Regions from separate parts of the Homo sapiens genome. Here region 2 is linked to region 1. Evidence: chromatin contacts called from ENCODE Hi-C or POLR2A ChIA-PET data. All regions are on one chromosome and are shown on one strand. Each heading gives the region's core, a stretch centred on a gene start or an enhancer-like site at or near the end of the contact. The rest is flanking DNA. Distances are from core to core; before and after follow the strand shown. Region 1 overlaps MTHFD1L (methylenetetrahydrofolate dehydrogenase (NADP+ dependent) 1 like). Region 2 overlaps LOC124901432 (a long non-coding RNA gene).

The links. Hi-C counts contacts between places; a loop is a spot of excess contacts on that map. ChIA-PET counts read pairs that join two places held with the same protein, here RNA polymerase II (POLR2A).
Region 2: a map of sigmoid colon shows a loop between it and region 1 (2.4-fold over the local background). The contact joins two enhancer-like sites. A Hi-C loop is called at or near these places in 3 of 168 maps with a recorded cell type or tissue (astrocyte of the cerebellum, breast epithelium and sigmoid colon). POLR2A ChIA-PET finds 5 or more read pairs at or near these places in 4 of 52 experiments (MCF 10A, Panc1, SK-N-SH and 1 more).

The regions. Positions count from the first base shown.
Region 1 is chr6:151,043,263-151,046,401 of GRCh38, forward strand. The region is part of intron 26 of MTHFD1L (methylenetetrahydrofolate dehydrogenase (NADP+ dependent) 1 like); the gene reads left to right. Among named protein-coding and RNA genes, the nearest start is that of MIR12131, 58 kb to the right of the region's middle. Within about 2 kb of position 1,534, at least 27 of the 41 ENCODE cell types and tissues checked have a DNase peak (open chromatin) inside an H3K27ac peak, as active enhancers do.
Region 2 is chr6:151,124,087-151,127,225 of GRCh38, forward strand. All of the region lies in intron 3 of LOC124901432 (a long non-coding RNA gene), which reads right to left. Among named protein-coding and RNA genes, the nearest start is that of MIR12131, 23 kb to the left of the region's middle. Within about 2 kb of position 1,650, at least 4 of the 41 ENCODE cell types and tissues checked have a DNase peak (open chromatin) inside an H3K27ac peak, as active enhancers do.

The DNA of each region.
Region 1 (3,139 bases), core at 284-2,783:
TTTTTTTTTTTTTTTTTTTTGAGACAGAGTATTGCTCTGTCGCCCAGGCTGGAGTGCAGTAGCATGATCTCGGCTCACTGCAACCTCCGCCTTCCAGGTTCAAGTGATACTCCTGCCTCAGCCTCCCAAGTAGCTGGGACTACAGGTATATGCCACCACATCTGGCTCATTTTTTGTATTTTTCAAAGAGACTGGGGTCTCACCATGTTGGCCAGGCTGGTCTCAAACTCCTGACCTCAAGTAAGCCACTGCGCCCGGCCATCTCTCACAGTGTTTTTTAAAACAACAATGCATTTTCATAACAGTTGGCCTGGAGAGGTGTCCGACCAAGTTGGAATTCATAGTAGAATCCATTGGAAGTTAATTTTTGATGTATTTGACTGTTTTCCATTGACTTCGCATTGAGGCAGTGAGAGAGACTTGAAGAACTTAGAATACGCACCCTTTTGTCACTGGCAAACATGGGACATAGAGGCGTGTCTTGACAGCAATTTGTGGCAACACTCTGGGCTGGAATCTAGGGGTTAGACAGCCTGGCCGGTTTTGTAAATTAGATAGCCAGGCCACCCTCAGAGTCAGTTTGAGGGTTGAGTGGGAAGCCTGAATAAAAAGAGAAGTTAAACTTTTAAGAAAAGGGTCAAGCTTTAAAACTGGAATTGGGTTTTCAAATTTAATGAGGAAAAAGAAACCCCAAAACTGGAATTGTAATTGTGGAGAAATACAACTGATAATATTTGGAATATCATCTACAAGGAATGAAACTATCCAGAAGCATTTAGATGGTAGTCAGTGCCATGTAGGGCACCTCTGGGGGCAGGGTGGCTCCTGGCACTGTGGAGAAAGACGACTGGTGCTTCCTTCTCCCAATCGGAGGAAAGGGATACACTGTGGAGGTCCCAGCAGCTTAGGGCCTGCCCCCCATGTGGTTATCTCTGTGCCGTTTCCTTCCCTCTGTCTTCCTGTAACTCCTTCACTTTGGCCCCTCTGCCCTTTCTGGGCAGAGGGTGACAGGAGGCACCGCATGGGTACATTCTTTTTTTTTTTTTTTCTTTTTTTTGAGACAGAGTCTCACTCTGTCACCTGGGCTGGAGTGCAGTGGCGCAATCTCGACTCACTGCAACCTCCATCTCCGGGTTTCAAGCGATTCTCCTGCCTCAGCCTCCCGAGTAGCTGGGATTACAGGTGGCCGCCACTACGCCCCGCTAGTTTTTTGTATTTTTAATAGAGATGGCATTTCACTATGTTGTTCAGGCTGGTCTCAAACTCCTGACCTCGTGATTCACCTGCCTCAGCCTCCCAAAGTGCTGGGATTACAGGAGTGAGCCACTGCGCCCGGCCAACTACATGCTTTTTTCCTCCTGTCGGGATTGGCCTGGGCTGTACCTATCTCATGGTGGAAACCTGCCCAGGGACCAGGCCCTAGAAGACCAGCAGTTTATTTAACTGGGTTGGCCTTTGTCCCCACTCCCTGTGACCCGGCCCTGCCACATCTTTACCCAGGTGCACCACTGACATCATCGCTTGGCTGGACTCTGGAAAGCAGGAAACTGCTGGAGCGTGTTTGGGGCATCAGTGATGTCACCCGCTACAAATGCTGGGTGGGGTTACTGGACTGAGGGCCATGAAAAAAGAAAGCTGCGGCCCCGGCCCGTGGACTCACTGCCATTCTGCTCTTTCTCACGTTTCAGTTCAGCTCGGTTTGTTTTCCGTCCCCCTCCCTCTACTGTAAAAGTATGTACTCAGTGTTTCGTTTCCTGCTGGATCTGATTCAGGTCAGTGATGAAGTTATTTGTGAACTCAGTGGGGAGGTGTTTCCTCCCCTTTGTACCGGCCCTACTTAGGGATGCACGGTTGGTTATACGCTTGCTTCACTCGGTTAGGCATGGAGGAGAATTCATTCAGCCCTCATAGGTTTAAATCAAATGCATGACCCTTCACATTTTCCAGAGATTTACGGCCAGTTACAATGAGACAATTAAACATTCACCCCCCCGCCAAGCTGCACTTGGAGATGTGTAAGCAGTAATGTAGTCATGCGCTCCCCATGATGTGAGAGCGTGCAGAACGCCACTCCCCCCAGCAGGTCCGCCAGGACCTCCGCAGGGAGCATCTTGCCTGCAAAATCACACATCCCTTTTTCCCCCTCTCTCCACTTTCCCTACTACTTTTCCACTCCCACACCCACAAATAAACAAAGAAACCTTGAGCTTATTTTACAAAAGTCTTTGAAATGGCCCTCGTCTCTCCAATGCTCCTGGGTCCTGGTTTGGCCCCATCTGTGCAATCTCTCTGATGAGTGTGAAATAAGCCAGGTTTGGCTCATGCTCTGCCGGTGAGCTTGCCCTCCCCATGAGCCTGTCCTCTCCATCTGGCCTCACTTTGTTTGTGTCCCTGTGTCCTTTGTCTCCCATCCTGGGATCCTGGTGGTTTCCTCCTCCCCTCCCAGCATGAGTCCTTTTCCCCAGGGTTCTTCCCTATCTCTACATCAGAATTTCCTGCTTTCTCCCAAATATGCATTTCCCTGGCCCAGGCATCCACTGCTTCCTCTCATCGTGAGGTCCCTGCCGCAGGCTGCTGATGGTATTGTGGCCGTGCCTTCCTCCACAACCCAGGGAAAGCTACGTGTGTGTCTGTCCCATAGGGAAGGAGTCATCCCTGTCTCCTCAGTGTGGTGTGTTCAGGAGGAAGGAAAGTAACCAGCGTCGTTCTCAATTTCCAGAAACTGTTTATCATATTGACAAGAAGAAGAAAGCTTTGTGACTCATGAGAATGATGTTTTCCTCTCTGGTACATAAGGTTATCTAGGTCCAATCCATTTGTGTAGAGGATCTTCTCTCCCCTAGTGTGATATGCACTTATTTTTAGCACAAGTATAAAACTACTTTAAATGAAATCAGCCTCAGCCAGGGAAATATGCTGAGTAATAATGTTGCCAGGTACTATACCACTGAGTTGAGTTTGTAATTCACTGCTATTAATCCCTGTGTATTAGTTCTGATTTTTTACTCTTTGCATACATAGAAAAATGGTGTTTCTCTTCAGAGTCAAGGAGGGAAAAAAAGAAAAGATAAAAGATGCTTATAACACTTTTGTGTCCACCCCTAAAATCAGCATATTGATCTATTATTTTTTCTAGGTA
Region 2 (3,139 bases), core at 400-2,899, 81 kb after region 1:
CACACCCGGCTAATTTTTGTATTTTTAGTAGAGATGGGGTTTCACAATGTTAGCCAGGCTGGTCTTGAACTCCTGACCTCAGGTGATCTGTCCATCTCGGCCTCCCGAAATGCTGGGATTACTGGTGTGAGCCACCATGCCTGGCCTTATTTTACCTTTTATATTGTATTTTTACTGTACCTTTTCTATGTTTAGATACACAAGTACTTACCATTGTGTTCCGATTGCCTACAGTATTCAGTTCAGTCACACGCTGTGTAGGTGTGTAGCCTAGGAGCAATAGACTATACTGTATAGCCTAGGTGTTTAGTAGGTTATACTGTCTGGGATTGTGTAAGTACATCCTACGGTGTTTGCACAGAAATGCCTAGCGATGTGTTTCTCCGAACATATCCCTGTCATTAAGTGATATATGATTGTATAGTTTTGTATCTGTAACCGTACACATACAGTATAAAGCAGTTTGCCTTAAAATTACACTTACTTAACACATGGCTATACAATTTTATAAAGCATTGATTTTGCTTATAAACCCCACAAGCGGTCGGGCGTGGTGGCTCACGCCTGTAATCCCAGCACTTTGGGAGGCCAAGGCAGGCAGATCACAAGGTCAGGAAATCGAGACCATCCTGGCTAACATGGTGAAACCCTGCCTCTACTAAAAATACAAAAAATTAGCCGGGCATGGTGGCGGGCACCTGTAATCCCAGCTACTCGGGAGGCTGAGGCAGGAGAATGGAGTGAACCCGGGAGGTGGAGCTTACAGTGAGCTGAGATTGCACCACTGCACTCCAGCCTGGGCGAAGGGCAAGACTCCGTCTCAAATAAATAAATAAATAAATAAAAATAAACCCCACAAACTTCCTCCTTCAGCTTCTTCTTCGACTGGTTTTGAGTATATTGCTTGAATATATTACTTTGGTCCCTCTGTTTTTCTTTTCTGACTGACTTAACCCTTAGCATAAGCCAAAATCACTGAGCAAATTATATCCCTGGTTCTCTAGAAAACTTGATTGATAGTTGAACTATGATTCAAGAGTTCTAAATATTGATGGGAGGAGAAGGCAGAAAGTCGCAGGCATCTCTAAGAATCTGATGAAAATTCACAGCTAGTATGGCACTCTCAGGTGAGATTTTTGTCTCATTAAATGGGAAATAGCTTTGGGGTACTGGCTTGAGTCACCAGGGTCATATGAATCAGCTGTAAATTGTCACCTGGATTAGGTCAGAGGGGTCATAGGTATCCCTGGCCCTTGAAATAAGGGCTCTGTCTGACTTAGGGCAGTCACCCATCTCTTTGAACTTCAGTTTCTCAAAATGAGAATGACAATGATGAAAACTGCCCTCTGGAAGCAGTGTCCTGAGGTGCTAGCCATCCGTTTGGAAATCAGTATTCCCTTGTGTGCACAATCAAAACAAGTGTAACCTGTCTGTTCCACTGACTCTTCAGAGGTTGCTTTTACCACTAGGACTTGTAGTTTAGTTTACCGTTGAATTGCTTTATTTAAACTCTAATCTAGTTATATAAACACACTTCAGCACAATTTATAGGCTTGCGATTCTTTCTATCATGGCTGGCTCTTTTTTTTCTTCCTGAAACAAACTCTTGAGTCTAGACTTTGTCAGGTTGATACATGAGTTTGGGGACTGTTTATACGGAAACCATATACACATTCCAGAAACCTGCCTTGTTACTGATCTGCAATAAAGATGATAAGCCTTTGACTCATAAAAAGACACCCACGATATCCTTTGAAGTGCAAACCCTGATCTACTACTGAAAAGGGGCACAAAGAGATTCCTCAAAACTGGCCTTGTTGCTTTAAGAAGAGGTGACTATTAACGAGAGAGCAACTCTATGGGCGAGAACTTTCTCATGATACAAACTGTTAGCAATGCAAGGGGCTGGGGAATCTGTAAATAGTGATTTTCCTCCTGGGGGAAGTTCTTAAGCAAGACTGATTGACCATCCTCAAGAAACAGTATGAAAGGGATTCAATCAATCAGTGGCAAAGAAGATGGATTTGTAGGTACCTTTCAATTCAAATATCCTGTCTTCGATTTCTCTAATAAGCCTAGGAAGACAGGATTGTGCTAATGACTCAGTCCTAAACAATAGATCCTTGTAAACAGTGGATGTGGCCACCCTACCATTGGTGACGTAGGGCAAGTGGTGGGGGTATATGTGTGGTAATCCACTGGGTGTTTTAGGCCAAGTGTGTAGTCCAAAGAACACATTTCTAAACTTTTAAAACACAGACAAATTATACTCAATAAATCAATGTTCAGTGACTGTTTCTTGCCAGTGCAGAAAAAAACAAACATAGAAATGGCCAAAGTTTACTTTGCCAATCTGTCGTAGACTACAGACTATTAGGAGGGGGATCTCAGTAAAGGTCAGGCCTAAAGCAATGAGGAGAGAAGGGGAGCTCTTGGTCCTTCAGAGAGGACCGATGTCACAGAGTGATGACAGTCAGACTAGTACCAATGCGCATGAGAAGCAAATCAGTTCCTGAAGCTCGGTGCTATATATTCATCACAAATAAACCTGAAATGCATTACCTGGTCTCTTCTGAATCTCATATGGATCAGTATCTAAAGAGCAATAAAGTTCAGGAGCTGTATCTTCTAATACAAATGACTATATGACTATAGATATAGTTATAGATAGACATAGATATAGATCTAAGGATATATGTATGTATATTATTTTGGCCAACAATTTCTTCTCTTTCAACTACCAGAAAGTAAAAATACAGAGATGAAACAGTAGTGCTTTTGTTACTTCTTTCTGGGTTTTTTTGTTGTTATCATTTTTCTTTTCTTTTGTTTTTTTGAGACAGGGTCTCACTTTGTCACCCAGGCCAGAGTGCAGTGGCATGATCACGACTCACTGCAGCCTTGACCTCCCTGGGCTCAAGCAATCCTCCCACCTCAGCCTCCTGAGTAGCTGGGACTACAGGTGTACGCCACCATGCCCAGCTGATTTTTGTATTGTTTTTGTAGAGACAAGGCCTTGCCATGTTGCCCACGCTGGTCTTGAATTCCTGGACTCAAGCAATCCACCTGCCTTGGCCTCCCAAAATGCTGGGATTACAGGTGTCAGCCACTGCTCCTAGCCTTCTTACTACCTCCTGTG